Regions from separate parts of the Homo sapiens genome. Here regions 1 and 3 are each linked to region 2. The links are chromatin loops, found by intact Hi-C in ENCODE. Cell type or tissue: HCT116. All regions are shown on one strand. Links, peaks and the distances in the headings refer to the core of each region. The heading gives the core; the rest is flanking DNA.

Region 1 (11,047 bases), core at 2,558-7,557, 170 kb before region 2:
GACATTAGGAAGCCTATTGAGGCTTATAGTGAAAAACTGAATATCCTGCAATAAAAACTAGAAGCAAGCTGTACGAGAAAATGCTTTGCAATCTGTGGATTCATCTTACAAAGTTAAACGTTTATTTTGATTCACCAGACTGGAAATACTCTTTTTGTAGAATCTATGAAGGGACATTTTGGAGCCCATTGAGGCCTATAGTTAAAAACTGAATGTCCTGCAAAATAACTAGAAACTAGCTGTGAAAATGCTTTGCAATGTGTTGATTCATTTGAGAGAGTTCAACCTTTTTTGGGGGGACAACTCTTTGTGTAGAATCTATGAAAAAACATTTCAAAGCCCATTGAGGTGAATAGTGAAAAACCAAATATCATGCAATCAAAATGAGAAAAAGATTATCTGTGAAAATGCTATGTGATGAGTGGATTCATCTCAAAAGTTAAGTCTTGGTTTTGATTCATCAGAATGGTAACCCTCTTATTGTAGAATCTATGAAGGGACATTTCGGAGCCCATTGAGCTTATAGCAGAAATCTAAATATCTCAGGATAAAAACTAGAAACTAGCTATCTGTGAAAATGCTTTATGATGTGTGGATTCATCTAATAAAGTCATACCTTGGTTTTGATTCAGCAGGTTGGGAACACTCTATTTGTAGAATCTATGAATGGACATTCAAAAGCCCATTGAGGCCAATAGTAAAATAAAACAAATATCACATGATAAAAACAAGAAACAAGCTACCTGTGAAAATGCTTTGCAATGTGTGGACTCATCTCAAATTGTTAAATTTTGATTTTGATTAAGGAGTTTGGAAACACTCTTTTAGTAGAATATATGAAAGGACATTTCAAAGGCCTTTGAGGCTTTAGTAAAAACCTGAATATCCCATGATAAAAAGAAGAAATAACCTATCTATGAAAATGCTTTATGATGCGTGGGTTCATCTCACGGAGTTAAACCTTAGTTTTGATTCAGCAGATTGGAAACCATCTTTCTGTAGAATCTATGAAAGGACATTTCAGAGCCCCTTGAGACCTGTAGTAAAAAAAAACTGAATATCCCACGATAAAAACTATAAACAAACTATGTGGGAAAATACATTACGATGTGTGAATTCATCTCACAGACTAAACCCTTTCTTTAAGCAGGTTAGAAACACTCTTTTTGTAGAACCTATGAAGGGACATTTCAGAGCCCATTGTGGCCTATAGTGAAAAAACAAATATTTCTCGATAAACGCAGTAAAAAAAAACTATCTGTGAAAGTGCATTTTAATGTGTGGACTTATCTCATGGAGTTAAACCTTCATTTCTGATCAGCTGGTTGGAAACACTTTTTTTGTAAACTCTACAAAGTGACATTTTGGAGCCCATTGAGACCAACAGTAAAAAACCAATTATCTGTGATAAAAACTAGAAATAAGCTATCAGTGAAAATGCTATGTGATTTGTTACATTCATCTCACAGAAGTAAACATTTATTTTGATTCACGAGGTTTGAAACATTCTTTTTGTAGAATTTACGAAGGGACATTTTGAAGTCCTTTGAGGCCTATAGTGAAAAAAAGAATATCCCACAATTAAAACTAGAAACAAGCTATCTGTGAAAATGCTTTGCAATGTGTAAATTCATTACACAGAGTTAAACTTTTATTTTGATGCAGCAAGGTGGAAATTCTCTTTTTGAAGTATATATGAAAGGGTATTTTGAAGCCCTTTAAAACCTATAGTGAGAAAATATCCCATGATAAAAACTAGAAACAAGCTATTTCTCAAAATGCTTCATGATGTGTGGATTCAATTTGCATTGCTAAACTTTTTTTTGATTCAGCAGGTTGGAAACACTTTTTTTGTAGAATCTACAATGGGACTTTTTGGATCCCACTGAGGCTTACCGTGAAACTCTGAATATCCCAGGATAAAAACTAGAAAGAAGCTATCTTTGAAACTGCTTTGTGATGTGTGGATTCATCTCACAGAGTTATAGCTTTCTTTTGATTCAGTAGGTTGAAAACACTACTTTTATAGAATCTACAAAGGGACATTTCACGCACATTGAGGCCTATTGTGAAAAAAGAAATATCCCACAAAAAAACTAAACACACCCTCTGTGAAAATGCTTTGCAATCTGTGGATTCATCTCATAGAGTTAAACCTTTCTTTTGATTCTGCAGGATGTAAACACTTTTTGTAAAATCTACAAAGGGACATTTCAGAGCACATTGGCAACAAGAGAAAAATAACAAATGTCCCATGATAAAAACTAGAAACAAGCTATTCAGGAAAACGTTTTAGGATGTGTCTATTCATATCACAGAGTTAAACATTTGCTTTGGTTCAGCAAGTTGGAAACACTTTTTGTATCTTCTGTGAAGGGACATTTTGGAGCCCATTCTGGCCAACAGTGAAAAAATGAATATCCCACAATAAAAACTAGAAACAATCTTTCTGTGAAAATGCTTTGTGATGTGTGGATTCATCTCACTGAGTTAAACCTTAGTTTTGATTGAGCAGATTAGAAACACTTTTCTTGTAGAATTTACAAAGGGACATTTTGAAGCCTGTTGAGGCTTATGGGGAAAAACTGAATATGCTGTGATAAAAACTAGAAACAAGCTATCTGCCAAAATGCTTTGTGATCTCACAGAGTTAAACATTTATTTTTATTCAGCAGGTTGGAAAACCTCTCTTTGTAGAAACTACGAAGTTATATTTTGGAGATCATTAAGGCCTATAGTGAAAAAATGAATATCCTGTGCTAAAAACTGGAAACAAGCTATTTGTCAAAATGCTTTGCAATGTGTGGATTTGATTTGCAGACATAAATCTTTGTTTTGATTCAGCAGGTTGGAAGCACTCCTTTTGTAGAATACATAAAGTAACATTCCAAAGCCTATTGAAGCCATATGTAACAAACCTGTACATTGTGTACATGTACCCTAGAACTTAAAGTGTAATTTTAAAAAAACCGAATAGCCCACAATAAAAACCAGAAACAAGATATCTGTGAAAAAAAAATGTAATCTGTGGATTCACCTCATAAATTTAACCTCTATTTGGATTCAACAAGTTGGAAACCCTCTTCTTGTAGAATCTACAAAAAGACATTTGGGAGCCTATAGAGGACTACAAGGAAAAACTGAATATCTCACAATAAAAACTATAAACAAGCCATCTGTGAAAATGCTTTGCAATCTGTAAATTCATCTCACAGAGTTAAACATTTGTTTTGGTTCAGTAGGTTGTAAACACTAATTTGTAGAATCTATGGAGGGAAATTTTGGAGCCCATTGAGGCCTATAGTTAAAAACGGAATGTCCCGCGATAAAGCTAGGAACAAGCTGTCTGTGAAAATGCTTTGTAATGTGTGGATTCATCTTACAGAGTTCAACCTGTGTTTTGATTTAGCAGGTTTGAACCACTCTTTTGGTAAAATCTATTAAAAAACATTTTCGAGCCCATCAAGGCAGATAGTGAAAAACCAAATATCACATGATAAATACTGGAAAGTGGTTATCAGTGAAAATGCTATATGATGAGTGGATTCTTCTCACAAAGTGAAAACTTGGTTTTGATTCATCAGGTTGGAAAAACTCTTATTGTAGAATCTACAAAGGGACATTTTACAGCCCATTGAGTCCTATAATGAAAAACTGAATATCCCATGACAAAAACTAGAAAAAAGCTATCTGTGAAAATGCTTTGTGATGTGTGGATTCATCTCATAGAGTAAAGCTTTGCCTTGATTCAGCAGGCTGAAAATACTCTTTTTGTAGAATTTACAAAGGGCCATTGTGAAGCCCATTGAGGCCTATAGTGACATTTTGAAGATGTTGAGCATACAGTGAAAATCAGATTATCCCACAATAAAAACTAGAAACTAGCTATCTATGAAAATCCTTTGAAATGTGTGGATTAATCTAATGAAGTCATACCTCTGTTTTCATTCAGCAGGTAGAAAACTCTAAATTTATAAAATCTACAAAAAGACATTGTGTATCCCATTGAGGCCTATAGTAAAAAAACTGAGTATCACATGATAAAAACAAAAGACAAGCTATCTGTGAAAGCACTTTGTGATGTGTGGACTCACCTCAAAGTGTTAAATTTTAGTTTTGGTTCAAGAGGTTGGAAACACATTTTTAAGTGTCTACAAAAGGACATTTCAATGCCCCTTGAGGCTCATAATGAAAAACAGAATATCCCACGATAAAAAGAAGAAACAAGCTAGCTACGAAAATGCTTTGTGATGTGTGGATTCATTTCATGGAATTAAACCTTAGTTTTGATTCAGCAGGTTGCAAACCATCTTTTTGTAGAACCTATGAAGGGACATTTTGGAGCACATTGAGGCCTGTAGGAAAAAAACAAATATCCTGCGATAAAAAACTAGGAACAAGCTATGTGCAAAAATGCATTGTGATTTGTGAATTCATCTCACAGAGTGAAGCCTTTGTTTTGATTCAGCAGGTTAGAAACACTCTTTTTGTAGAATCTACGAAGGGACATTTGGAGCCCATTGTGGCCTATAGTGAAAAAAAAAAAAAAACAAATATTTCCTGATAAACACTATAAACAAGCTATCTTTGAAAATGCTTTGCAATGTGTGGATTCATTTCACTGAGCCAAACCTCTGTTTAGGTTCAGCATGTTGGAAACACTGTTTTTGTATAATCTATGAAGGGACATTTCAGAGCTTATTGAGGCCAACAGTGAAAAACTGAATATTCCGTGATAAAAACTGGAAACAAGCTATCTGTTAAACTGCTTTGTGATTTGTGCATTCATCTCACAGAAGTAAACTTTTGCTTCGATTCAGCAAGTTGGAAACACTCTTTTTGTAGAATTTACAAAGGGCCACTGTGAAGCCCATTGAGGCCTATAGTGAAAAACAGAATATCCCATGATTAAAACTAGAAACAAGCTATCTGTGAAAATGCTTCATGATATGTAAATTCATCACACAGATTTAAACTTTTATTTTGATTCAGCAAGTTGGAAACACTCTTTTTGTAGAATATATGAAGGGACATTTCGAAGCTCTTTGAAACACATAGCGAGAAACAAAATATACTGTGATAAAAACTAGAAACAAGCTATTTCTCAAAATGCTTCACTATGTGTGTATTCAATTTGCAGAACTAAACTTTTGTTTGATTTAGCAGGTTGTAAATACTTTTTTTGTAGAATCTATGAAGGGACATTTCAAAGCTTATTGAGACTGACAGTGAAAAACTGAATATCCCACAATAAAAACTAGAAACAACCTATTTGTGAAAATGCTTTGTGATGTGTGCATTCATCTGACAGAGTTAAACCTTAGTTTATATTCAGAAAATTGGAATCGCTCTTTTTGTAGAATCCACAATGGGACATTTTGGAGTCCATTGAGACCTATAGTGAAAACCCAAATATACCACACTAAAAACTAGAAACGAGCTATCTGTGAAAATGCTTTTTGATCTGTGGATTCATTTCAGAGTTAAACCTTGGCTTTCATTCAGCAGGTTAGAATCCTTCTTGTTTAATAATCTATGAAGAGACATTTCATATCTCTTTGAGGCTTGTAGTGAACAACTGAATAACCAGCCATAAAAACTAGAAACAATCTATCTGTAAAAATGCTTTGCAATCTGTGGATTCATTTTATAAAGTCAAATCATTTTTTTTTTTCCAGATGAAGCCTTACTCTTGTCCTTCAGGCTGGAGTGCAATGGCACAATGTCAGCTTGCTGCAACCTCCACCTCCTGAGTTCAAGCAATTATCCTGCCTCAGCCTCCTGAGTAGCTGGGATTACAGGTGTCTGACACCACGCCCTACTAATTTTTGTATTTTAAGTGGAGATGGTGTTTCACCATGTTGGCCAGACTGGTCTCAAACTCCTGACTTCAGGTGATCTGCCCACCTCAGCCTCCCAAAATGCTGGGATTACAGGCATGAGCCACTGTGCCCAGTCTTTGCTTTTTATTCAGCAGGGTGGAAACCCTCTTTCTGTAGAATATATGAAGGAGCAACTCAGAGCCCATTAAGGGCTATAGTGAAAATTGAATATCCTGCAACAAAAACTAGAAACAAACTGTCTCTCAAAATGGTTTGGATGTGTGCATTCATCTCACAGAGTTAAATATTTGTTTCTATTCAGCAGGTTAAAAACGCTCTTTTTGTAGAATCTACAAAGAAATATTTTGGAGCCCATTGAGTCCAATAGTGAAAAATCGAATAACCCATGACAAAAAATAGAAACAATCTATCTGTGAAAATGCTTTGTGATGTGTGGATTCATCTAATAAAGTCACACCTTGGTTTTTATTCAGCAGGGTGGAAACCCTCTTTTTGTAGAATCTACAAAGGGACACTTTGGAACCCCTTGAGGCCTACAGTGAAAAACCAAATAGCCTGCGATATAAACAACAAACAAGCTGTCTCTGAGAATGCTTTGTCATATGTGTTTTCATCTCATGGAGTAAAATTTTAGTTTTGATTCACCAGGTTGGAAATCCTCTTTTTGTAGAATCTACAAATGTATATTTCAGAGCACATTGAAGCCTATAGTGAACAACTCAATATCCTGTGAAAAAAACTAGAAGCAAGCTATCTATGAAGATGTTTTGCAAAATGTAGATTTATCTAAAAGAGTTAAATGTTTATTTTCATTCATCTGGTTGGAATTACTATTTTTATGAAAACTATGTAGGGACCAAATATTCCATGATAAAACCTAGAAACAAGTTATCTGTGAAAATACTTTGTGATGTGTGGATTCACCTCATAGAGTTAAACCATTGTTTTGATTCAGCAGGATGAAAACACTTTTTATGAAGAATCTACAAAAGGGTCAATTGAGGCCTATAGTGAATAACTGAATAACTGTGTGATAAAAACTAGAAACAAACGATCTTCAAAAATGGTTTATGATGTGTGGATTTATCTCACACTGTTAAAACTTTGTTTTGGTACAGCAGATTAAAAACACTTTTTGTAGAATCTACAAGGTAACATTTCACAGCCAAATGAAGCCTATAGTGAAAAACTGAATATCCAATGATAAAAACTAGAAATAAGATACATGTGAAAACACCTTGTGATGTATAGATTCATCAGAGAGTTAAAGCATTATTGTTATTCAGCAAGTTGGAAACACTCTATTTGTAGGATATACGAAAAGACATTTTGGACCCCTTGAGTCCTGTAGTGAAAAACCAAATATCCCATAATAAAAACTAGAAACAACCTATTAGACAAAATGCTTTGTGATGTGTGGACTCAATTTGCACAGCTAAACCTTTGTTTTGATCCAGCAGGATGAAAACAATCTTGTTGAATCTACGTAAGGACATTTCTGAGCCCATTGATGTCTATAATTAAAAACAAAATATCTCACATAAAAACTAGAAACAAGCTATCTGTGAAAATGCTTTTCGATGTGTGGATTCATCTCACAGAGTTAAGCCTTTGTTTTGTTTCAGCAGACTGGAATCACACTTCTTTTAGAATCTGCGAAGGGACATTTTGGAGCCCAATGAGGCCTGTAGGGAAAAACTGAATATTCCACTATTACAACTAGAAAGAAGCTGTGTGTGAAAATGCTTTGTGATCTGTGAATTCATCTCACAGAGTTAAACCTTTTTTTTTTTTTTTTGATGCAGCAAGAGGGGAAAACTCTGTTTGTAAAATCTATGAGGTGACATTTAAGAGCCTAATGAAGCCAATAGTGAAAAACCAAATGTCTCATGATAAAAACTAGGTAAAAGCTATCTGTGAAAATGCTTCGTGATGTGTGGATTCATCCCACAAAGTTAAAGCTCTCTTTTGATTCAGCAGGATGGAAACACTCTTTTTGAAGAATTTACTAAGGGACTTTTCAGAGCCAATTGAGGCCAATAGTGAAAAACCAAAAAACCCACGATAAAAACTAGAAACAAGCTATCTGTGAAAATGCTTTGCCATGTGTGGATTCATCTCATGAAGTTAAACCTTTATTTTGTTTCAGCAGGGTAAAAACAGTCTTTTTGTAGAATCTACAAAGTGACGTTTCAGAGCCTAATGAAGCCTATAGTGAAAAACTGAATATCCCTGATAAATACTAGAAACAACCTATCTGTGAAAAGCCTTTGTGATGTGTAGATTCATCACATAGAGTTAAACCTTTATTTTGATTCAGCAAGTTGGAAACACTTTTTTTTTAGAATATATGAAAAGAGATTTTGGACCCCATTGAGTCCTATAGTGAAAAACCAAATTTCCCATTTTAAAACTAGAAACAAGCTATTTATAAAATTTCTTTGTGATGTTTGAATTCAATTGGCAGAGCTAAACTTTTTTTAAATTCAGGATGTTGGAAATACTCTTTTTGTAGAATCTACGAAGGAATATTTTAAGCCCATTGTGGCCAGTAGTGAAAAATCGAATATTCTGCAATAAAAATTAGAAGCAAGCTATCTGTGAAAATGCTTTGCAATGTGTCGATTCATCTCCCAGAGTTAAATACTTATTTTCATTTAGCAGATTAGAAGCACTCTTTGTGTGGAATCTATGAAGGGATATTTTTGAAACCATTGCAAGCTATATTGTAAAACCAAATATTCCATGATAAAAACTAGAAACATACTATCTGTGAAAGTGCTTAGCAATATGTAGATTCATATCACAGAGTGAAACCTTTGTTTTGTTTCAGTAGAATGAAAATACTATTTTTGTAAAATCTACAAAGGGACATTTCAGAGCACATTTATACATTTTGAGAAAAAATGAATATCCTGCAATAAAAACTGGAAAGAAGCTATCTGTGAAAATGCTTTGTGATCTGTGAATTCATCTCACAGAGTTAAACATGTTTTTTTATGCAACATAATAAAAATACTGTTTTTGTAAAATCTGCAAAGGGACATTTCAGAGCACATTGACACCTATAGAGAAAAACCAAATATCCCATGATAAAAACTACAAACACGTTATCCATAAAACTGCTTTGTTATGTAAGGATTCATCTCACTGAGTTAAATTTAGCAGGTTTTGATTCAGCAGGTTTGAAACCATCTTTTTATAGAATCTACAAAGGAAGACTTCATAGCCCCTTGAGGCATATAGTGAAAAACAGAATATCTCATGATAAAAACTAGAAAGAAGCTATCTTTGAAAATGCTTTGGGATGCATGCATTTATCACACAGAGCTAAACGTTGGTTTTGATTCACCCTATTGGAAAGACTCTTTATATAAAATCTGCAAAGGGATATTTCAGAGCTGATTGAGGCCAGTAGTGAAAAATCGAATATCACGTGTTGAAAAACTAGAAACAAGCTATCTGTGAAAATGCTTTTCAATGTGTGGATTCATTGCACAGTGTTCAATATTGATTTTCATTCAGCAGGTTGCAAACACTGCTTTTGTAGAATTTACAAAGGGACATTTGGGAGCACATTGAGGCCAATAGTGAAAAATAAAATATCACACCTTAAAAACGAGAAAAAAGCTATGTGTGAAAATACATTGCAATGTGTGGTTTCATCAGCAGAGTTCAAATTTTATTTTGCTTCAGCCAGTTGGAAAAACTCTTCTTGTAAAATCTATGAAAGGACATTTTGGAGCCCATTGAAGCTGATGGTGTAAAACTGAATACACCATGATAATCACTAGAAACAAGATATCTGTGAAAATGCTTTGCGCTGTGTGGATTCATCTCACAGAGTTAAACCTTTCTTTTTATTCAGTAGGTTGGAAACACTCTCTGTGTACAATCTATGAAGGAACATTGTAGAGCCCATTGAGGCCTAGAGTGAAAATCCAAACATCCCACAATAAATACTAGAAACAAGCTATCTGTGAAAATGCTTTGTGATGTATGTATTCATCTCACTGAATTAAACCTTAGTTTTGATTTAGCAGTTTGGAAATACTATTTTTGTAGAATCTACAAAGGGGCATTTCAAAGCCCATTGAGGCTTATAGTGAAAAACTTAATATCCTGCAATAAAAATTAGAAATAAGGTTTCTGTGAAAGTGCTTTGTGATGTCTCGATTCATCTCACAGAGTTAAATGATTATTTTCATTCAGCAGGTTGGAAGTGCTCTTTTTGTGAAATCTATGAAGGGACATTTCAGAGCCCATAGAGGCCTATATTGAAAATCCAATTATCCTGCAATAAAAACTGGAAACAAGCTATCTTTGAAAATGCTTTGTGATGTTTGTATTCATCTCACCGAATTAAACTTTTGCTGTGGTTCAGTGGATTGGAAATACTCTTTTTGTAGAATCTACGTAAAGACATTTCGGAGCCAATGGAGGTCTGTAGTGAAAAAGGGAATATCTTCTGATAAAAACTAAAAACAACCTATCTGTGAAAATGCTTTGTGATGTGTGGATTCATCTTGCAGAGGTAAAACTTTGTTTTCATCAAGCAGTTTGGAAATACATAATTCTTTTTGGAGAATACATAAAGGGACATTTCAGAGACCATTGAGGCCTATGCTGAAAAACGAAATATCCCATGATAAAAACTAGAAAGAAACTATTTGTTAAAATGCTGTGAATTGTGTGCATTCAATTCCCAGAGCTAAGCCTTTGTTTTGATTCAAAAGGTTGGAAACACTCTTCTTGTAGAATCTACAAAAGGACATTTCAAAACCCTTGGGTTTGACAGTTAAAAACCAAATATCCCGTGATAAAAACTAGAAACAACCTATCTGTGAAAATGCTTTGTGATGTGTGGATTCATCCCACAGAATTAAATATTGGTTCTGATTCAGCAGATTGGAAACCCTCTTTTTGTAGAATCTATGAAGGGACACTTCAAATCCCATTGAGGCTTATAGTGAGAAACTGAATATCCCATGATAAAAATTAGAAACAAGCTATCTGTTAAAATGCTTTATGATTTGTGGATTCATCTCATATAGTTAAACCATTGTTTTGATTCAGCAGTTTGGAAACACTTTTTGTAGAATTATGAAGGGACATTTCAGAGACCTTTGATGGCTATAGTGAAAAACTGAATATACTGTGAGGAAAACTAGAAACAACTTATCTGTTAAAATTCTTAGTGATGT
Region 2 (11,047 bases), core at 2,573-7,572:
TTGGGTTATAATTTCTCAACTCAGAAGGGTGCCTCCAAACTTTTGAAATTTTATAGCCATTGGAGAACTTAAGGCAAAGCCAACCAGGAAAGTTTCTCCTCAGAAGGAGATGGTAATCTTGATGTAGACAGCTTTTTTTCACTATATAAAACATCAATATATCTCTGTTTCTATGACACTCTTAGCTCACAGTTATATTCTTGCTTATGGCTCTATAAAAATAGAAATAAAAATGGTTATCTTGTGTTCACTCCAGGGGTATACTTGTATATTTAGAGGTTTTTGCAGCCAATCTTATATATGGATAAACTTATGTTTTGATAGATGAAAGATAAAAGAACAATTTGGATGAGAAATTTTAATGGGATATTTGTTGCTTCATAATATAAGAAACAGAACATTGGTTCATTGTTCTTAAACGACCTTATAAGCTAAAGAGAATTTTTTAAACTGCATTGTCAGGAGGCCTTGACTTTTCTGAATGGGCACTATTTGTTAGGTTTCTTTTCCCGTGGTTTAGAGTAAATTAGACAATAATTAGAAATTTATCTACCATAATAGTCTCTATAGCAGATTTTGCAGTAAAGGGTATGGATACAAAATAGAATTTAAATTTTCTTATTAAAGTTATGCGAAAAAATCAAATTTCTCTAGGTTATTATTTATAATAATAATAATGGTTATTATTTATAATAATAATGGTTATTATTATGAGACCAAGTTCTGCTGTTGTTGCCCAGGCTGGAGTGCAATGGCATGGTCTTGACTCACTGCAACCTCCGCCTCCTGGGTTCAAGCAATTCTCCTGCCTCAGCCTCCCAAGTAGCTGGGGTTACAGGCACCAGCCACAATGTCTGGTCTGGCTAATTTTTGTATTTTTAGTAGAGACAGGGTTTCACCATGTTGGCCAGGCTGGTCTTGAACTCCTGAACTCAGGTGATCTGCCCGCCTTGGCCTTCCAAAGTGCTGGGATTACAGGTGTGAGACATCATGCTTGGCCTCTCTAGATTATTTATTGGATAAACAGAAGTATCTGTTTAGTTGCTAACACTTGTAATACATCAGATATTAATGCTATTTAGTCATAGGAGATTAATGAACAGACTGCTTGATTGAAATGAGTAAATCATTTATCTGGATAATTATTTTGATCTACTTTATTTTATGTGGTTTTGTTCATGGGGACCCTGGTTAAAAAGCATACTACAGCCAGGCTCGGTGGCTCACGTCTGTAATCCCAGCACTTCGGGAGGCTGAGGTGGGTGGATCACTTGAGGTCAGGAGTTCGACGAGACCAGCCTGGCCAACATGGTGAAATGCTGTCTGTACTAAAAATACAAAAAAAAAAATTAACCAGGCCTGGTGGTGTGCACCTGTAATCTCAGCTACTGGGAAGGCTGAGGCAGGAGAATTGCTTGAACCCAGGGGGCAGAGTTTGCAGTGGGTCAAGATTGCACCACTGCACTCCAGCCTGGGCAATGGAGCATAACTCTGTCAAAAAAAAAAAAAAAACAGAAAAAGAAAAAGCATACTCCAAACTCTATTGATATTAACTTCCTGATAGTGAAAATAATGGTCTTCCTGGTGCAATATATTATCTCAAAAGTTATAAATGTGTGCATACATACAGCAGTCTCTAGAATGCCAAATTGTTCTTAACTGAAATGACAAAAACTCAAAACAAAGGCCAGGTTCAGTTGCTCACACCTGTAATCCCAGCACTTTAGGAGGCCGAGAAGGGCAGATCACCTGAGATCGGGAGTTCAAGACCAGCCTGAACAACATGGAGAAACCCCATCTCTATTAAAAATACAAAATTATTCAGGCATGGTGGTGCCTGCCTATAATCCCAGCTACTCAGGAGGCTGATGCAGTAAAACAGCTTGAACCCACGAGGAGGAGTTTACAATGAGCTGAGATGGTGCCATTGCACTCCAGCCTGGGCAACAAGAGCAAAACTCCATCTCAAAAAACAAACAAACAACAAAAAACCCTCAAAGACTATATGAACACTATAACCTATAAATGGCATGATAAGTATAGAAACCCAAAATAATAACTGTGATTGGCAGTAGTGATTTGAGTTTTGGTCACACTCTCATCTAAGTGAGAACTTAACCGAAAGTATTTTTTTTTTTTTTGAGAAGGAGTCTTGCTCTATCACCCTGGCTGGAGTGCAGTGGCACGATCTCTGCACACTGTAACCTCTGCCCCCCAGGTTCAAGCAATTTTCCTGCCTCAGCCTCCCCAGCAGTTGGGATTACAGGCATGCACCACCACACAAGGCTAATTTTTCTATTTTTACTAGAGATGAGATTTCACCACATTGGCCAGGCTAGTCTTGAACTCCTGAACTCAAGTGATCTGCCCACCTTGGCCTCCCAAAGTGCTGGGATTATAGGCATAAGCCACTGCACCTGCAGTAAAATAATGTTTAAATAAAATTATTGGAGTCTATTGTTTTGGACTGAACTTGTACACTAGGAACAGTGTACAACAGATGAGACAAAACAAAACAAAAATGGAATCACTCATGCTAAATGTGACATAATCAAACTGAGAATTTGAGAAAATAGGTAGATTCTAAAAACAACCTGGTTTTGTTTTTCTTTTGTAAACAGCAGATTTTAACATAAAAAGATCTTTTTTACTCTAATTTTTATTAAAAAATAACAACCTGAAGTTCTTGTTCCTATTTTACCAAATCCAAAGTTCTATTTCCCAGTGGAATTTGAGATGAAATAAGTACATTTATCATGGTGATACTGTGATACCAATATCTAAAATTTTGGCATATCTCAAACTTGGATACTTTAGGATGATCAAAATAGGGAAACTGTTAAATTAAGTTTAGCCTAAAGCTACCTCATTTTATGTTTAATTTCTGTCAATAGGGTTTTTTGTACATGGTAATCTAAAACCTAACTGGACGTGTAAACAGTCTATAAATGTTCTTGTGCTAATCATTAAATTTTTGCCAATCAAATGGGGTCAACTCTTCAAACTATATTCAAATTTTAAAAATCTGAGCTGTCATCAATCTGGCTGTTTCTGTGCCTCACTCCCAGTTTCTGTATGTCACCTTGCTTTTTCTGTCCATACATCTTCCAACATGTGGCCATGCTGGAGTCTCTTTGAGTCTACTCGTGATTCACAAGCTGCTCAATTGGCAGATTATTCTTTGCTCAATTAAACTCTGCTAAATTTGGTTTCTTTAGCTTTTTTTTTAGTTTTGTTTTTGTGTTTCCAAAATGCTTCTGCAAATTTTTTGGAGACAGAGTTTCACTCTATCACCCAGGCTAAAGCACAATAATATGACTGATCCCAGCCCACTGCAGCCTCATCCTCCAAAACTCAAGCAATCTTTCAGCCTCAGGCACTTGAGAACCTGGGATTACAGGTATGTGCCACCATGCCCAGCTGATTTGTTGTTGTTGTTGTTGTTGTTGTTTTGTGGAACAGGGTCTCACCATGTTGCACAGGTTAGTCTTGAACTCCTCATATCAAGTGATTCCCTTGTCTCAGACTCCCAATGTGCCATGATTACAGGTGTGAGATGCCTTGTGCTTGTGCAATTATTATTTTTTTTTGAGACAGAGTCTTGCTCTGTCTCCCAGGCTGGAGTGCAATGGTGCAATATCAGCTCACTGCAACCTCTGCCTCCTGTGTTCCAGCCATTCTCCCACCTCAGCCTCCTGAGTAGCTGGAATCACAAGCACATGCCACCACAACTGGTTAATTTTTTGTATTTTTAGTAGAGATGGGGTTTCATCATGTTTCTGCCAGGCTGGTCTCAAACTCCTGACCTCAAATGATCTGCCCGCCTTGGCCTCCCAGAGTGCTGGGATTATAAGTGTGAGCCACCGCACCTGGCCCTCTTCTGCAATTTTTAAGGGGAAATACTTTCTTTTTTTTTTTTTTTTTTTTTTTGAGACGGAGTCTTGCTCTGTCACCCAGGCTGGAGTGCCCACTTCTGCAATTTTCAAGGGGAAATACTTTCTCAATGTTTTTTTTTTTATTTTTTTTTTATGGAGTCTTGCTCTGTCACCCAGGCTGGAGTGCAGTGGCAAAATCTCGGCTCACTGCAACCTCCGTGTAAAAAGTAAAGTAGAGTTTCCTCTTCAAAGACTTTCCTCCCCGTCTAGTTAGGAATAAATAGTAACTTCTCTTAGAAGCAAAATTTATTCAAATACCAGTGCTAACATTTTTAAATATCTGCTAGCCATAATAAAGAAATCAATGTACTTTATGTTCTTAACTCCCAGAATTTAGCCTAAATATTTGCCCTGGCATGCTTATACTGGTCCAAGCAAGCACCAGGTCATAGCCTGTTCCTCTTCCTTATTTAAAAGTGTGTTTACCTTTCTTGGCATCCCACAAGTTACTTCTCCTTCCTTTGTCCTCCTCTGCCTTTGCCTCTTTTAAAAAGTTCTAAGTTGCTAGCCAATTGGGACAAATGCAGAATGTGAGTTTCCATTCCAGCCAATGGAAACTGGACACAGCAGTAGGGTGGACGCATCAGGTTATACATGACCCGGTCTCCTTTGTTCAGTGTGCTCTCATGGCAAAACTGCTAGTCAGTGTACCCTTTCTGCAGGAGGTAAAAATGGCCTTACTAAATAAATTAAATTTATGTTCAAGTGCTATTTCTTTATGGCACTGGGGAACAAGCATTTCAAACAATTTGGTGGCAATCCATATGTCAATACATTCTCCTCCAGGGGAAGTCTCCAGTTCTCTCTCATGACGGAGCACGCTTCCCTACCTCATCGCAGGAGTCCTCGTGGTTGAGAAATTGAGACCCACCCAGTGTGATGAATAAACCTGGACTCTCAGCAATGCAGAAAAAAAGAAAGAAAGAAAGAAACTGGCCAGCAACCTAGCTCAAAGGATCCTCACATACTGTGGGATGACTCTGTGCACAGACCAAGGAAGAAGAAGCCGTGGGAGCCAGTAAAGTATTTCCTTGGTGGTTGGGACTAAGGGAAAAGCCACAGGACAGTAAAGCATTCCTTGGTTAGGACATACCAAGGAGAGAAAAACCACAGGGACAGTAAAGTATCCCTTAGTTGGGATGTCTTGAAGGTTAAAAATAGGTAAGAAACCCCATAAGGGGGGTTGAACCTCAGAAAGGGTGAGAAATCCCCATGAGTGGGGGATTGAACCTCAAAAGGAGGTGAGAAATTCCCAGGGGGGAGTTGAACCTCAGAAAGAGGTGAGAAATCCCCATGCAGGGGTTGGACTTCCAGAAGAGGTGAGAAATCCCCATGGGGGCTGTTGAACCCCAGAAAGAGATGAGAAATCCCCATGAGGGGGGTTGAACCTCAGAAAGAGGTGAGAAATCCCCATGGTGGGGGCTTGAACCTCGCACAAACCTCCAGTAGTAAGATATTCAGAACCGCTTTTCCTTTCTTCTTGGGGAAAGAAAGAGTAGCTCCACTCCTGCCTGTCCCTCCCCTAAGGAAGGAGAAGGAAGGGAAAAACAGCAGCATAGGTGGCTGGCAGAGATAAAGGAAAGACCAGCAGGAAAGAAAAAGAAACTAGGAGACGAAGTCAGAGAGAAAGAAAGCAAAAACAGCAAGCACAGAGCCAAACAGCCAGACAGGCACACCAAGGGTTAAGTCCCTCTTCCCAGCCTGGCTCTATGTGAGAAAGAGGGTGGGGCTGGCACCAGGAGAGAGAGAGAGGAAGTGAAAAGGCATAATTCTTGCAATTTGCAGCAGGCATCTGCCAAGCCTCTAGGCGAGTGACTGCCCAGGGCCCAGAACGCAGCCGCACAAATCCCACCCAGCCCGAGAAACTAAGTGTAAGAAGAAAGGAAAAAAAGTAAAAAGGGGAATTGAAAAGAAAAACAAAAGGAGAAAGAGAAGGCAGCAGGTATACGGGGGCGGGGCCGTGTTGTGGCCCAGCCCCACTTGTGGCAGGAGCAGGAGAACTTGGGAGAAGAAAGGGAAACAGGACGACAAAGAGAGAGGAAAATAGAGTGCAAATGAGAGAGAGAGAAATAGAGGGAAAGAAAAAGAGAGAAACTGGAAGAGACAGAAATCAAAGGAAGACACAGAGGGTGAAACCAGGAAAAGAAATAGTGTAAAAGGAAGGCAGATAGTTAAGACATGTTGAAGATTCTCTATGAAAGTCATAAGAAAAGCTATAAAAGGGAATTTATACAAGAAATATTGTATAATTTAAAATTAATTAGGCCTCCTGAATGTAAAATTATTTTAAAAATAGTTTATGTACAAGGTATGTAAGAAAAATATACTCTTAATAACAGGATTATAAGGAGGAATAAAAATACCAATTTTTACCTACACTGAAGATTTAAAAAATTTGTTTTATAAGTTTAAGCAAGTTTTAAAATGTTAATTGTAAAAGAAATTCTGTGTGTAAACATATTGGCTAAAGTTAAAAAGGGTATCATTCAGTTTTTCTGTGAACTGAACATTAAAATTAAAGCACAATGTATTTTTCTTGAAGCATTAGCCTGCTCTTTACCAAAAATTATAGAAAGTTAAAAAGAGTCTATAAAAGTCTTACCTTATAGTCAGACATTAAAATTGGATAAATAACATCTGCAAGATTTTATTATAATTAAGTTTAACATTAATAGCACATTAATATAAAGATAAAATTTAACTTATCTAGTATAAAATCATACAAACAACATTGTCAAATATAAAATGGTGTTTAGCTTTCTTAAGGCCCAAAGGCAGCCAGGTAAGTCACAAGGCCCCTCATCCTTAAGTTTACAGTTTGCAGGGTCGGTGAAGGCCACAAGAAGGCCAAGACATTAAGAGGGGGCAGAGTTGCAGCATCCCCTGGCTGGCGCTAAGCAGGAATGGAGCAGGAGTCGTTACCATGAGGCCTCAAGCCCCAGGATATGCAGCAGAAATTATATACTTAATTTATCTTCACTTTCCCTTCCCTCGAAACTAAAAGTCTTTTAGCACAGGTACCACACCTAGAATTTCCAGTACACCAGCACCAGCCTGAAAATGACGTCTTCATCAAAAGATAGAAAGAAAAAACTCAAGCCAGCCTCGGAAGAACCCTATTTTATGCTGTTAACCACTAATACTGCTGTCTGCACAGCCCAGAAAAAAGAAAATAGATCCACCATACTCAAGTCAGGAAAACATCTTCCTCTCAGAATCATGGGTTACTGTACTAAGATCAAGCCCTACTAAGTGAATGTTAAAGAAAGATTAACTTTCATATACCTTCTATATTGCTTCCTTTCCTTTCCTTATTCTGTTGTTATCTCCTTTGTTATTAATGTAACTAAGTCTGACTCACCTCAGACTATTGCCTTTAATACTTGCTCTGTCATACCTTGGGGAAATGTAAATGATCAAAAATGGCTACGCTTTTCACACAAATATTTATGTCCCAGCCCTCTAATTGACACAGTTACCCCTAGCACACATTCGTTATAATGACCTGCAGCCAAGAGGTCGATTTTCGGCTCCTACCACCTGGCAACCTTGTAGTAAACGGGACTACATCCTTCAAACTACCCAGGAGCAAAATTGGACGTCCACTAAAAGGTTTGTGCAGATCTAAAACCCCTCATCTGTTTCACTAAAAGGAGTACCCCTTCTAACTGTCAGCCTTATCAATATAACCCTGTCCTCTTTATCAGCACCTCCACCTTAACTAACTCTAGACCTGCCTTTAGTTGATTCTATGGTATAAGGATTGACATAAATAAAAAATACCCCCCAGGTATTTTTAAAATATGCATTATTCCCCCATCTTCCCCTTCTTCAGTAGCCTCAGATCTAGATCCCACACTGGTTGCTCCTACATCTAATAAAACTAGGGTGTATATTATAAAAATAAGAGATCTAAAATAGACCTTAGCCATCAAGACAAAATATCAAGATACAAATAAATGCCTGGCTGAAATGGACTAAATCCATTCACACTTTAAATAAAAGCGATTACTATGCTTGTATGCACGGTAGGCAAGCAGCCCAGATTATCCCCTTTCCACTCGGATAATCTCCTCGTCAACCAGATATGGACTCTATGGGACTCTATGGTGGCTCTTTTTCAAAATCCCACTGCTTGAGATAATCCAACATACTGAGCTCTCTCTGCTATTTCCTGAAATACAACACCCTGTGTGTCAGCCGCCTAGGTCAGTCCAGCTTGCACTTCTAAATGCCAAGTTTACTTCATGCCTCTCACAGCAGGAGGAAAATTTAGTGTTCCTTGGAAGCATTAAAGGATGCAAGGAGCTCAAGCCTTCCCAAGATCTTGCCCATCAGTCCATGCTTAGCCATCCCCAAACAAATGTATGGTGGTACTGTACAAGACCTTTACTGTATATTCTGCCAAATAATTGGAGCAGTACTTGTGCTCTAATCCAATTGGCTATCCCCTTTACCCTAGCATTTCATCAATCTAAAAAGGTAAAAACAAAACACTTGCAGGCCAACAAAAACTCCTTATGAATCCTTTAATCCTCAGGTTTACATAAATGCTATTAAGGTCCTGTGAGAAATGCCAGATAAGATTAAAGCACAAAATCAAATAGATTTGATTTTGCAGAATTCAAAACCACATTATTTGGGTAAGTAACTATAAAAAAAAGTAGGCTAAATAAACTCTATCTCTTACCATTAACAACAATTCATAAATTACACTGAGGATGCCATCAAAGAGATAGCTAAGCAATTAGAATCTACTGGCCAGAAGGCCTAGAAAAATAAAATAGCTTTCAATATACTATTAGCAGAAAAGGGAGATATTTGTGTCATAATTGAAACTCAATATTGGAACCTCTGCCGAAAGAATTGATTCCTCAGCAGTGTCATGAAAGCAAACCAGTTAATGTTGATGAAGCTACAAAATTAATGGCTCAGTTGTAACACAGTAGTAATGTGTCTAATTCCCCACAAATACCAATAAATTAAATGTTTTATACAAAACTCAATATTGTACCTATGTTCCTGATAATACTGACCCTGATAGAACTATAACAAAAGAGCTACAAAGGTTAACAGCCCTATCCGATAAACTTGCCAAAAATTCTAAAATAAATAACCCCTTTTCTAAAATATTAAAACATTAGTTCAGTGAATAAAAAGGAATTTTACCTTCAATTCTCACCTTGTTCACTATTGTTATTGGTGTACTTATTCTTGTAGACTGTTATGTTATTCCCTACCTTCAAAGTTTTATATAAAAACTTGTCTCTGCCACTCTTACAGAGTTAACTCCTAACTCTCCACCACCTAGTTCAAAAAAAATTACTTATCTTAGAAGGACAAAAAAAGTAATTAAGTCAAAACATATTAAACAAGTTTGAAGATGAATTATGAAATAAAAAGAGAAGGAATATTGTAAAAAGTAAAGTAGAGTTTCCTCTTTAAAGACTTTCCTCCCCATCTAGTTAGGAATAAATAGTAACTTCTCTTAGAAGCAAAATTTATTCAAAGACCAGTGCTAACATTCTTAAATATCTGCTAGCCATAATAAAGAAATCAATGTACTTTATGTTCTTAGCTCCCACATTTTAGCCTGAATATCTGCCCTGGCATGCTTATACTGGTCCAAGCAAGCATTAGGTCATAGCCTGTTCCTCTTCCTTATTTAAAAGTGTTTTTACCTTTCTCAGCATTCCACAACTTACTTCTCCTTCCTTTGTTCTCCTCTGCCTTTGCCTCTTTTAAAAAGTTCTAAGTTGCTAGCCAATCGGGACAAATACAGAATGTGAGTTTCCATTCCAGCCAATGGAAACTGGACACTGCAGTAGGGTGGATGCGTCAGGTTATAAATGACCCTGTCTCCTTTGTTAAGTGTACTCTCGTGGTAAAACTGCTGACAAGTGTACCCTTTCTGCAGGAAGTAAAAATGACCTTACTAAATAAATTAAATTTATGTTCAAGTGCTATTTCTTTATGGCACTGGGGAACAAGAATTTCAAACACTCTTTCTTCCAGGTTCAAGTGATTCTCATGCCTCATCCTCCTCAGTAGCTGGGATTACAGGCTCGTGCCACCATGCTCAGCTAATTTTTGTTTTTCTAGTAAAGACAGAGTTTCACCATGTTGGTCAGGCTGGTCTTGAACTCCTGATATCTTGATCTGCCCACCTCAGCCTCCCAAAGTGCTGGGATTACAGGCATGAGCCACCACATCCAGTTCAATGTTAAACAGTACTATATGGGCCCATATCTAGAAGGAATCTAGCTTGTATTGTAGAAGTGTCACTCTTCACGACTAAAAAGGTCTAGGCCAGCTAATTGAGTGGTGTGATCATGAAGGTACATGAGCTATAAAGTAAGACAGAGATGATACTGAGTCTTAGCTTCACCAATTAGCAGTTGTGGGTCTTTGGACAAGTTCTTTGACTTGGAAGAATTCTATAAAGGCAAAAGACAAAGTGATAATGGTTGCAAAAATGGAAGCAATTTCTGACATTTATTTTGTATTCATGTCCATTTCCAGGTGCTTTTACAGCTGTTCCCATCAAGATCCAGAATCTGTTTACAAAACCTTAAATTTGGCTGACCTTATTTTCACAGGCCATTAGAAGCCTGTGAACATGATAAGAGTGCTAGTTTCAGGCCTAGGTTCAAAAGGTCTTGAATGCTTCTTTTTTTTTTTTTTTTTTTTTTTTTTTTAAGAACGCTACCATCTCCATGAGAGAAAGTCCATGTTAGCCAGCTGGGGGATAACATCACATAAGGAGGATAAACATAGTTCCAATCTAGATAGCCCCAGAAGCAAAAGCTCACCCTCAGAATCACAGCTGCCTAGTCAACAAGCAGTTGACCACACATGCCTGAAGCAGCTCAGCTTAGACTAGAAGAATGACCCCACTGAGCCCAGCCTAAATTGCTGACCGTCTCAATCATGAGATAATACATTTTGGATTTTTTTTAAATCAAGCAATAGCTAACTAGTACATGCACCCAGAGCAGACAGAGTGCCAGGATTTAATGACAGGTTGATTACTAGTTACCTGCAAACAGTGGCCACACTATAGATACTGATTTCCTTTTCTCCTTATTTAAAGTTGAATGTCATTTAAGATA
Region 3 (11,047 bases), core at 3,922-8,921, 210 kb before region 2:
CACTGGAAAATATGGAAAAGTTATGAAAATTACTGTGAAAATAAGTTCAGGGTCTCCTGAGGCAGTGGCTTTAAAGAGGATGCCTGGGGAGAGGGGGAAGGAGTCTCAGGAGCCAAGTGGGATCTGCAGACTCCCAGGACCAGGAGAACGCAGCACCTGGGGCAACTACCTAGAAGATGGCGATGGAAGCCAAAAAGTTCAGGTTTCAGCTAACCAGAAAGAAGCTAATTTCTGAGGGTGAGCAAACTTCTCCAGCAGCTGCCTCCAAGTCTGCAGGGAGCTGAGTTCCACCAGGGGCTGAGGGAGAGCAAGGTTGGTGGGGAGACTGGCCATGAGGGATTGGCCTGCTGGGTGGGGTCTGGAGAGGGGTGGGGCGACCCTGGAGAGGGGCATGGCCTGTGAAACGCAGGCAGAGTCTCTCGCCCACTGGTCAGACGCTCTCTCCTCCCAACAGACTCCAGTCCCAAGGGGCCATTTGGGTGGTTAGGGGTCTGGAGGACCTGCCTACTTCACCTACTCAAGCCTGTTGCAGAATTCAAGGCAGAAGCCCAGAACTGTGAGTGAGCTGACACTGAATGCTGACATGTTTTCTTCTTAACTGGTTGAAAACAGTAGAGTCCACAGCACTTTTCTTTTCTCTTTCTTTTCTTTTCTTTTTTTCTTTTTGAAACAGGGTCTGGCTCTGTCGTCCAGGCTGGAGTGCAGTGGCACGATCTCGGCTCACTGCAGCCTCAACCTCCTTGCCTCAAGCGATCCTCCTGCCTCAGCCTCCTGGGGAGCTGGGACCACAGGTGCTGCCACCAACCCTGCCTGGCCCACAGCTTTTCTACCAGCAGAGCAGCCGTGTGCGCAGTGGGGCAAGGCCTGCAAGTTGACTTGGCAGCAGGGGCATGGGGCTCTCCACAAGGGTCCTGAGAGCAGCTTATTACTAAGCCAGGGCTGGGGTGGTCTCTGCTGGGAATGAAAACTAGAATGTCACCTGCTGAACCCTGCAGTGTGCCGTTACACTTGGACTTCACTTGAACCCAATTTCATTTCCATTTCTGTCGCCATTCATCTGGGAGATGGTATGCAGCCCTCTTTGCATACACTCGCTTTGAAAAATTTCTTTGATGTTTCCATTCTTCCATTTAATTTTTAATATCAGTAACTAATAATTTCTAACAGCTTTGTTTTTAAATTTCTCCTTTATAAAAGTTGTTTTATTTATTTCTAATTAACAAATAAAAATTGTATATATTTAGGGTGTACAATATCATTTTTTTTTGAAGTATACGTGATTTTGGGATTGGCTAAATCAAGCTAGTTAACATATCCATTAACTCACTGTTTATTTGTGTGTATGTGCATGTTTGGTGAGAAGTCTTAATATTCATTCTGTTTTAGCTTTATGGCTTTTCAAGTATACAATGCTTTCTTATTACCTATACTCAACATGTTGTAAAATAGATCTCTGGAATTTATCGTGCTTGTCCAAGTGAAATATTGTATCTGACCAACATCTCCTCAATCCTCCACATCCTCTCCAGCCTCTAGTAACCACCATTATACTCTCTGTTTCTATGAAGTTGACCTTTTAGATTCCACATCTAAATGAGATCATGCAGTATTTGTCTTTCTGTGTCTGGTTTATTTTCATTAACTTCATGTCTTCCAGGTTCACCCACATTGTCTCAAATGACACGATTTCCTTTTTCATGGCAAAATAATATTTCCTTACTTATATATAACATATTTTCTTCATTCATCCGCTGATGGACACTGAGATTGATTACATGACTTGGCTATTGAGAATAATGTTGCAATAAACAGGGATGTGCAGATATCTCTTCAACATACTGATCTCATTTCACTTCTAAAATACCAGTTTCTCCAACTTATAAGGTTTTTGAAATATAAAATATTTAGCCTTAAGTGGATTTAAATTTTGGATGGTAAATTTCTTTTGGACAAAGAAGCTGAAACATCTCTGATGTTTATATAGAGGATAGAAGGGAAGTCAGCCCTGCTTACCTCTCCATGCCTCCAGGGTCGAATTTACTTCTCCTGAGCTCAGCGCACTCCACTCAGACCTGCTGAGAAGTGGAACCAGAGGAAGAAGCCAAGGCTGTTCACCATTTGAAGGACAAGATATAATGATATCTAACCTCCCCATTGGTTTTCCTTAAACCCTTTCTCTCCTTATGTAGGAATTGAGTGATGTTGCTCTGCCTGTGTAAATCATCAACCTCCAATCACCTTCTCCATCTGCATTCAGATTTATCCATAGTGTATCTTCCTGGAGTCTCCAGATCAAATGAAGTGATTCTTTCTGAGCCTACGTGGGGTACTTATTAATAGTTGTAACTTCCCAAGCTGAGAAGCTGAATCTGTAATACAGGTGTCTGAGTAAACCAAGGTCTTTCTACCCACCATATGGGTCTGTTTCCTTGGCTGGGAATTAGGTCTGTTGAGAAGTGAGGAGTGAGAAGAGTGACAGTTAATTTAGGTATAATTTCTTCAATTTATGTTTTCCTCATTATGATTACTATGAAAAAAAGAGACTCCAGGCATTTGTTAAAAATAACTGCCTCACAAAGCTAGTCTCTTTTTCAGCAGAAACTGCACACCTGTGGAAGTACAATGGTTGTAGGATGGAGTTTCATGAGGTTCACACAGATGCCCTGAGGAGAAGGTGACCACATTAACATGGAGTGCAGAGTGTATCAGGGAGGCTGGGCCCACTTCTTCACCGGGAGTGACCCTTTCTTTCTCAGTGGGCCCTCTGTGTTCTTGTCACCATCAAGTGTCTGAGTGTTTTGACATCTTAGGAGCCTCCAGCTTGAAAGAAGAAATGGGCTGGATCTCCAGTGTGAGTCATACTAGGGAGCCATTGTGGAATAAGTGAGAGTATGTGTGGGAGGGACACTGCAGTAAAAAGAATAAACCCTAGCAAAATGCAAACACTCCTGGTAATGAAAGGAAGTAAGAACAATATAAAGAATTTTCTCAGATATTTCTACAAACATGTGCAAACTGATTTTGCTCCTGGCCCAGTCTGGGGTTAGACAGCATGGGTGGAGGAAGGGAGGAGGTCCAGACCCCTGGAGGTTGGGCCTGCAGGTCACTCAAGAGGGAAATCCTTGGGTCAGAGCTCTGAGAGATGCCTTGGTAGTGTCTGGACAGGAGGCCTTCACTGACCATCTGTAGGCCCTGGTTGTGTAGCACCCCCTCATCCACATTCACCCTGAGTCAGCACTGGCCCTTGGTAACTGCATGATGCATCTGCCGCTGACCAGAAGAGAGAGAAATGGCCCTGTTGAACATGTTTGGCCAAGCTCCCACATGAAACTCTGCAAAGACAGGGAGTGGTAGCCATTCCTGGAAGCATCAGCACCTTGCCTGGCTGTCATTGCTACTGCTACTGTTCAGACTTCACCCAGGAGGAAATGAGCTCAGAGTGCAAGGGCTCTGGATGAACATCAAGGTAGATGGGCACCACCCCAGCACTCACTTTTCACCCTGCCAGCCGTGACCTGGGGTGTGAACATCACAGGCAGCCCAGGTTTCTACCTTCCCAACAATCTCCTCCTGTCCAGGGTATGTCAATTTCTCATGCCCCCACTCTCCCACTTCCCTGCCTTCACACCCAGTGTGTGGCTGCCCCAGTGGGATCAGAGTGGTAGCTTTGTCTAGCTTGGCCTACCCTGGGCTGCCCCATGTTACTTTAGAGTCCTTCCAGGAAAATGCCTGAAGTTAGGTGTAAGGGCTGAGCAAACATTTGCAGAGTCAGAAAAGCCTCACACTCTAGGGTGTTCTAAGGCCTGAGCTGCAGGAAGTCAGGATACTGCAGAAGAACATTTGGCCATCTCAGATATCACTGAACAGGTGAGCTGGGTGGTGGGGAGTGGGGGGCTGCCTCTAGAATGTGTTTTTTTTGGATACTAGGGTTCTAAGTTCTCTTGGGGTTTATTGTCAAGTGAGATCACTTCTTTGGGTCCTCTTACCTGGACTTCCTCCTCAGATGAGACTTCCCCAAGAACCCCTCCCTGTTGCTGACTGCTCACCATCCACCCACATTCCATGTTACACCTGCACACCGTCACAACAATACAGCCCATTCTGCAGCCCCTGGGCAAAGCTTGGGTGCAGCCAGGGCCTCGTTTTGAGGAGGCAGAGCTTGGCTTGGACCTAGATTCTTCTTTCCAATTCTGTGACTCTGGACAAGTCATTGTGCCTCTTAGGAACTCTCTAGTCTCCCAACCTGCTCATTCTAGCATCTGCTTCCTAGGGATGGCATCAGGTGTATGTACCTACAAATACCTGCAATACCTATGCAACCCGTGGGCTGGCATCACATTTGCCAATGTACATAGTTAAAGATGGAAAAAATTACAAAAAAAGTTTGACTTACCATAGAATATAACATATTCTGGGTTCTGATTTGTGATGCTGGGAAAGTCACTTTTCCTCTTAGCATGGTATCTTAGTATGCACCATGTGAAGGTTGAAATTAACTGAAATTCAGATATCACCTTTCCGGCATAAAGCCTTCCAATGCCTTCCCATTATATTTAGAATATGGCCTAAGCGTTTTATCCCAGCTTCTGTGGTGAGTGGCCCCCACAGTGGCTCTCAGCCATCCCCACTTCCTTGTCTACAAATCCTTGTGCAATCCCCTGTCTTCAAAAGTAGATTAAATTCAGTGACTTGCTAATTGAGCTTAGTGATGTAACTTCCAAAATAGGATAATGAAAAGCATGTGACTTCTGTTCAGCTCCCTCTCTCCGGTTGTGTTCATGTTTACATTCTCTGTCTCTCCCTCTTCCTTTCCCTCTCCTTCCCTTTATCTCTCATTTCTCACTATTGGGAAATAAGGTCAGATATATTGAGCTGACCTGTGGAGAGAACTCAGTGGCAAAAAAATTGACAGAGGCCCCAGCCCTTAGAAAAAAATTAAAAACTTAGACCCTCGGTGTAAACAGATTTATTTCAATAATTTATAAATGGTCTCATAAATGGATCCTGCCCAGTTGGACCTCCGTTGATACCACAGCCCCAGCCACCTGAGAAATCTTGAGCCAGTTACACCCAGCTGAAACCTGCCTGAACCAAATCCACAGAAACTGTGACATAGTAAATGTTTTTTTAGGCTACTAAGATTGGGGTAATGCTGTCTTACAGTGATATATAAGGTACCCAATACAGTCTTCCAGGCCTTGTGGCCTGGTGCTAACCTCTCCCTCTCTCCCCCTCTCCCCTCCTTTTCTCCTGACCTCTCTCCAGCCACCCTGGCTGCCTTTCCAACCTATACTCTGGCCACATTCTCTTCTGACACTGAGTGTGTGCACTTTGAAGACTCAGACGTGTGCAGGCTGGCTCCTCTTGTCTTTCTGGTCACAGCAAAAATGTCACCTCAGCAGGGCCTTTCAGACCCGCACACCTAGTGGTCCCCAGCCTCCTCACAGCAACTGCTTTATTTTGCTGTAGTGCTTGCTCTTCTCTTTCACATGTATTAGCTTTCGTGCACTTGCCCATCTCCACTCAGACCATGAGCTCCTGCGGGACAGGGACCATGTTTGACATTTTCAGTACTGCAGCCAGGCCTAACACAGCCTTACACAGGGTGAGTGCTCAGGGCACAGTTGCTGAATGAAAAAATGAGATTATCTTGGAGACTTATACCCACCTCCAAGCAGCACACATTGTGGAGACGGATGCTAGTAATAGGAGGTGCAAGACAGATGGGAGTCAAGGAAAGAGTGGCAAGATCTCTTCCCTAGCTCCAGTTGTCAACTGAGCACAGTAGACACAGTTCTTCCCCTGGTGTTCACAGCTAGCACTGCAGCCCCAGAGAGGAAAACCAGACACGAAACTCTCACCTTTTTTGGTGTCCTCAGGGAACTGACTCTCTCGTAGCCGAAGGAAGTAAATGAGGGGAACCCACAGGCTCGAGGGCAATCTGAAGGACCTCAGAAGCCTCCCTTAGGTTCTCAGTCTCTCAAACCCCCAGGGTGGTCTCTACTCCAAGGGACCTCCAGGAAGTAGAAACCATTTTTTTAATGACTCAGAGTAAAGTGAGTCACTGATCAAACACTAGGGTCAAAAGACACTTTCTGGCCGGGCGCGGTGGCTCACGCCTGTAATCCCAGCACTCTGGGAGGCCGAGGCAGGCAGATCACGAGGTCAGGAGATTAAGACCATGCTGGCTAACATGGTGAAATCCCATCTCCACTAAAATTCCAAAAAAAAAAAAAAAAAAAAAGCCAGGCGGGCGCCTGTCGTCCCAGCTACTCGGGAGGCTGAGACAGAAGAATGGCGTCAACACAGGAGGCGGAGCTTGCAGTGAGCTAAGATCGTGCCACTGCACTCCAGCCTGGGCAACAGAACAAGACTCCGTCTCAAAAAAAAAAAAAAAATACTCTTTCTGAGGCTGTGTGTAACCCTTGAGGTCGCCCAAGCTAAGCACTCCAGAACATACAGGGAAATTTGAGACCTCCTCTTCTATAGGCCCATCCTCATTAATATCTCATCTTAGCTTCAAGTGCCCAATGTGGTGGACCCAGAACCCAGGATGCCAGAAATTATACTTTTGAGGCTGCCCTAGGGAGGGTCTCAGTCAGGCAGATGCCTAGGAATAAATGGAATTATAAAGTGTGTAACTTTTTTTATTGTCTTTTTTTACTCAGTATAATTTCCTAGAGACGTTAACATTTTTGTGTGTTTCAAAGCTTGTTCTTTCTTATATTGCTCAGTGGGTCTCCATGGTATGAATGTGCCACACTCTGTGTAACTGTTTACCCATCCAAAGACATATCTGTTGTTTCCAGTTTTTGGCAATTATCAGCAAAGCTGCTGTGAAAATTCATATATGGATTTTTGTGTGAATAAATGTTTTGTTACTCTGAGAAATATGCAGGACTGCAATTGCTGGTCACGGAGTAGTTGCATATTTAATTTTATTAGAAACTGCCTAACTGCTCTCCGTAGTGGCTGTATTATTTAACACTCCCATCATCAAAGAATGAATGATCCAGTCTCCACTTCTCCTCTACATTTGGTTTTATCATTACTACTATTTTTATCCTAGCCACTCTGCTGAGTGTGTATTGATGTTTCATTTGTGTTTTAATACCTACTTATTTAATGATTAACTATGTTGAACATCATTTACTGTGTTTATATGACATCTGCATATTATCTTAAGTGTAATGTCTATGTATGTTTTATGCCCATTTTCTTTGCTTAAAGAATTTTATTTAGCTATAATTCGCTTATCAAATAATGTACCCATTTAAAGTATATAATCCAATGATTTTAGTTTGTGCACAGTTGTGCAGCCATCACCACAGTCAATTATAGAACATCCATATATGAATTTTCACAGCAGCTTTGCTTATAATTGCCAAAAACTGGAAACAACAGATATGTCTTTGGATGGGTAAACAGTTACACAGAGTGTGGCACATTCATACCATGGAGACCACTGAGCAATATAAGAAAGAACAAGCTTTGAAACACACAAAAATGTTAACGTCTCTAGGAAATTATACTGAGTAAAAAAAGACAATAAAAAAAGTTACACACTTTATAATTCCATTTATTCCTAGGCATCTGCCTGACTGAGACCCTCCCTAGGGCAACCTCAAAAGTATAAGTTCTGGCATCCTGGGTTCTGGATCCACCACACTGGGCACTTGAAGCTAAGATGAGATATTAATGAGGATGGGCCTATAGAAGAGGAGACCTCAAATTTCCCTGTATGTTCTGGAGTGCTTAGCTTGGGCGACCTCAAGGGTTACACACAGCCTCAGACTACAGTCACTCTTTGACTGGAAAAGAATGTTGCTAACTGTACACATGATGGTTTTATGTTATTTGCTAATTCTAGGATGCAAAGCTGGAATAAGAGCAATGACTGCCACACCTGACAGACCTGTCGCTGAACACATCTGCACTCTCCAATCCAAAAGACCTGATGCAGAAAACAAAAAAGGGGAGATGTGGTGGTTTAGTCAGGCTGGTTGGAAAAAAAAATTAGTTATAATAGCCACAAACCCTCTTGGAAGGCATGAGATTTTGCATAACTTTGGTAATAAATCTGGCTGAAGGCAGCCTAGTCCCCTACATTTCATTAAATAAATTAGAGTAGAAACAAAGAAATGTGAGGAAGTTATCTAACTATCTTGTTTAGTCATGTAGTCCTAAGATTAACTTTTGATCTGCCATGGGTGCTTAATTGCTTTCTACTTGGAAGGTTGGCAATGTCAATTACCCTCTAGTGGTGTTGACTCAAGCCTTTGTCAATTAGTCTTGACTGAATAAATGCGAGTCTCACTGGCTGGTTGGGGCCATGGTCACAACTGTTTACAGCATTCTCCTGGGAGTCTGTAAGCGGTCCGGATGCTCAGTCGAATTGGCAAAACAGAATATCTCTGTGTTAGTGTACTTAATTCTTCCATTGTTGAGTCAGGGTCTGCAGGCAGACCCCTTCAGAGGAGTTACAATTCAAGATAAGATTTGGGTGGGTATACAACCAAACCATGTCACCAGGAAACTGTCCTCTTTTCTTGCACTTGTCATCTGCTGTCAAAAAAATATGTAAAATAAATTGAATAAAAAAGAGAAAAAATAGAATGGGAGAAAGTAATTGGAAATACTTTCTTTAAGAAAAAACAAGAACCACTTATTTTATTGGATATGTGCACATATGTAATAAAGGCCAGTATTCATAATATTAACAAAACTCTAAAAATTCACCAGAGGAAAACAAAGGAAATAATTAGGAAATAAGCAATAGATTGCCTTAGGCTGGGGAGTTTGAGGGGCAGAAAAAAAGGTGGGGAAGGTGGTGAAAGAAATGAGCAATAACTGCTGATGAATATGAAGTTAATTTTTGAGTAATTAGAATGTTCTAATTTTTACAAAATGTAAAAAAAAAATCTATCCAGAGTGCTGAAATGCTAAAGGTTATTGGAACCCAATTGAGCCTGAAGGATAGAGCCCTGTGGGGACTTTTGACACACAAGTGGGCTCCTTTTTTGTTGCACAAGGGCGGGGGAGCCTTATCCAGATCGAAACCACAGGGTGGTGGCTGAAAATGTGACTATCTCCTCCCTTTTCTTGTAAAAATCTTATAAATTAGGTAACAAATGTGGAGTAATGTCTTCAGGAAGAATATCTCTCATATATTTAAAATTCACCTGTTAAACTGGAAGAGCCTCTTTCTCTGTCCCAATTATTTTTTATTAAGGTATAAATTGGTTTATCAAGTAGTTGATATTTGACTTTTGATAACATGTTAGAACCTGGGAGTTTATATAATATGTACAATAAGCATTGGTCAATCAAATGCATTTCTTAGGCAGCTATTATTTACTTGTATAAAATCAGAGCTAGAAAGAGGAGCATAATATTGCCTTTAAGGAGCCAACATACTTGTAGAGATTCATTCACAAGTTTTTATTCAGCAGCTTTAAGTGCGTTACACCAAGCAAGTGATGAAGAAACTATCTCTTTAGTTTTATTTGTTGAATGGTGGAGATAAGTATAGAGGAGTGCACTCAATCCAGTGTGGGAAGGAGGTAGGTTAGGTGGTGGGAAGTGGAGGTGAAGGCGAGGCTTTGTAAAAGAAGTGTTGACTGAAGGAGGAGATGGCAGAAGTTAGCTGGGTAAGTAAGGAAGAAGGAGAGGCAGACCTTTAGATGCCTGGCACTGACAAAGATAGCAGAATGCACATTTCAGCCATGAGCACAAGGAAATTTGTGTGGCAAAAACAGCACTTTTTCTTACTTTGAAAATTTGGGTGGAGGGAATAAACTCCTGGATGTTGGGGCCAAACAAATTAGAAAGCACATTTTACTCACTTTTATATTGTCTGGAACATAAACTTTAATTGAGATTTCAGATGAAAAAATTCAATGATTTCCAGAAAATATTCTGTAGAACACAGTTTGCTCAAAATATTAATAAATACCAGTTGATGAATGGGTTCTAAGGTCAAATAAGTTCAGAATATTTAAATCACTATTGTGAGTCTTAAGAGAGTGAAAGCCCACAGTTTTCCAGGGGCTTTAGGCAGATTTTATTTGACCGTCTTGAGAAACCAGTAATTAGAGAACACCTTTGGAAGTGCTGTGTCAGCGTCCATGTGGCAGGAATGCTTCCTGGCTAGTCTAACAGACCTGAGTCTCACTGAAGGGTCTCTGCTCCCCTGAGAGCCCAACACAAGCTGGAGACAGGCTGTCAGGAGGTGGCTGCATATGTGTTAATAATGGGAAGACTTAAAATGGGGTGTGAAATAAGTCATTCAATTGAAAGACCTTCAACAAAAAAAAGCCATGGTTTCTGTCTTAGTGAGAAGGCTTGTGGCTTGTGGTAGTTTTGTGTTCTAAGCACAGGCTGCCTGGGACCTAGCTAGCTTTTGACAGCAGATGACAAGTGCAAGAAAAGAGGACAGTTTCCTGGTGACATGGTTTGGTTGTATACCCACCCAAATCTTATCTTGAATTGTAACTCCTCTGAAGGGGTCTGCCTGCAGACCCTGACTCAACAATGGAAGAATTAAGTACACTAACACAGAGATATTCTGTTTTGCCAATTCGACTGAGCATCCGGACCGCTTACAGACTCCCAGGAGAATGCTGTAAACAGTTGTGACCATGGCCCCAACCAGCCAGTGAGACTCGCATTTATTCAGTCAAGACTAATTGACAAAGGCTTGAGTCAACACCACTAGAGGGTAATTGACATTGCCAACCTTCCAAGTAGAAAGCAATTAAGCACCCATGGCAGATCAAAAGTTAATCTTAGGACTACATGACTAAACAAGATAGTTAGATAACTTCCTCACATTTCTTTGTTTCTACTCTAATTTATTTAATGAAATGTAGGGGACTAGGCTGCCTTCAGCCAGATTTATTACCAAAGTTATGCAAAATCTCATGCCTTCCAAGAGGGTTTGTGGCTATTATAACTAATTTTTTTTTCCAACCAGCCTGACTAAACCACCACATCTCCCCTTTTTTGTTTTCTGCATCAGGTCTTTTGGATTGGAGAGTGCAGATGT

Evidence for each region. Peaks named below come from ENCODE experiments on the same cell type or tissue, not always from the same donor. Only the 100,000 strongest peaks of a DNase experiment are listed, where the experiment ranks them.
Region 1: a loop joins it to region 2, with 2.4 times the contacts of the local background. A loop is called at or near these places in 1 of 110 quality-filtered maps.
Region 3: a loop joins it to region 2, with 4 times the contacts of the local background. A loop is called at or near these places in 1 of 110 quality-filtered maps.

Annotation. Positions count from the first base shown.
Region 1 is chr16:35,759,199-35,770,245 of GRCh38, reverse strand. No RefSeq gene overlaps it. Among named protein-coding and RNA genes, the nearest start is that of LINC02167, 18 kb to the right of the region's middle. In HCT116, for the core only: no CTCF peak of the experiment used is centred there; no DNase peak of the experiment used is centred there.
Region 2 is chr16:35,593,769-35,604,815 of GRCh38, reverse strand. No RefSeq gene overlaps it. Among named protein-coding and RNA genes, the nearest start is that of LINC02167, 150 kb to the left of the region's middle. In HCT116, for the core only: no CTCF peak of the experiment used is centred there; a DNase peak (open chromatin) is centred at 5,655; H3K4me3 peaks cover 1,317 bases; H3K27ac peaks cover 927 bases.
Region 3 is chr16:35,803,991-35,815,037 of GRCh38, reverse strand. No RefSeq gene overlaps it. Among named protein-coding and RNA genes, the nearest start is that of LINC02167, 63 kb to the right of the region's middle. In HCT116, for the core only: a CTCF peak has its summit at 5,806; a DNase peak (open chromatin) is centred at 5,937; H3K27ac peaks cover 1,222 bases.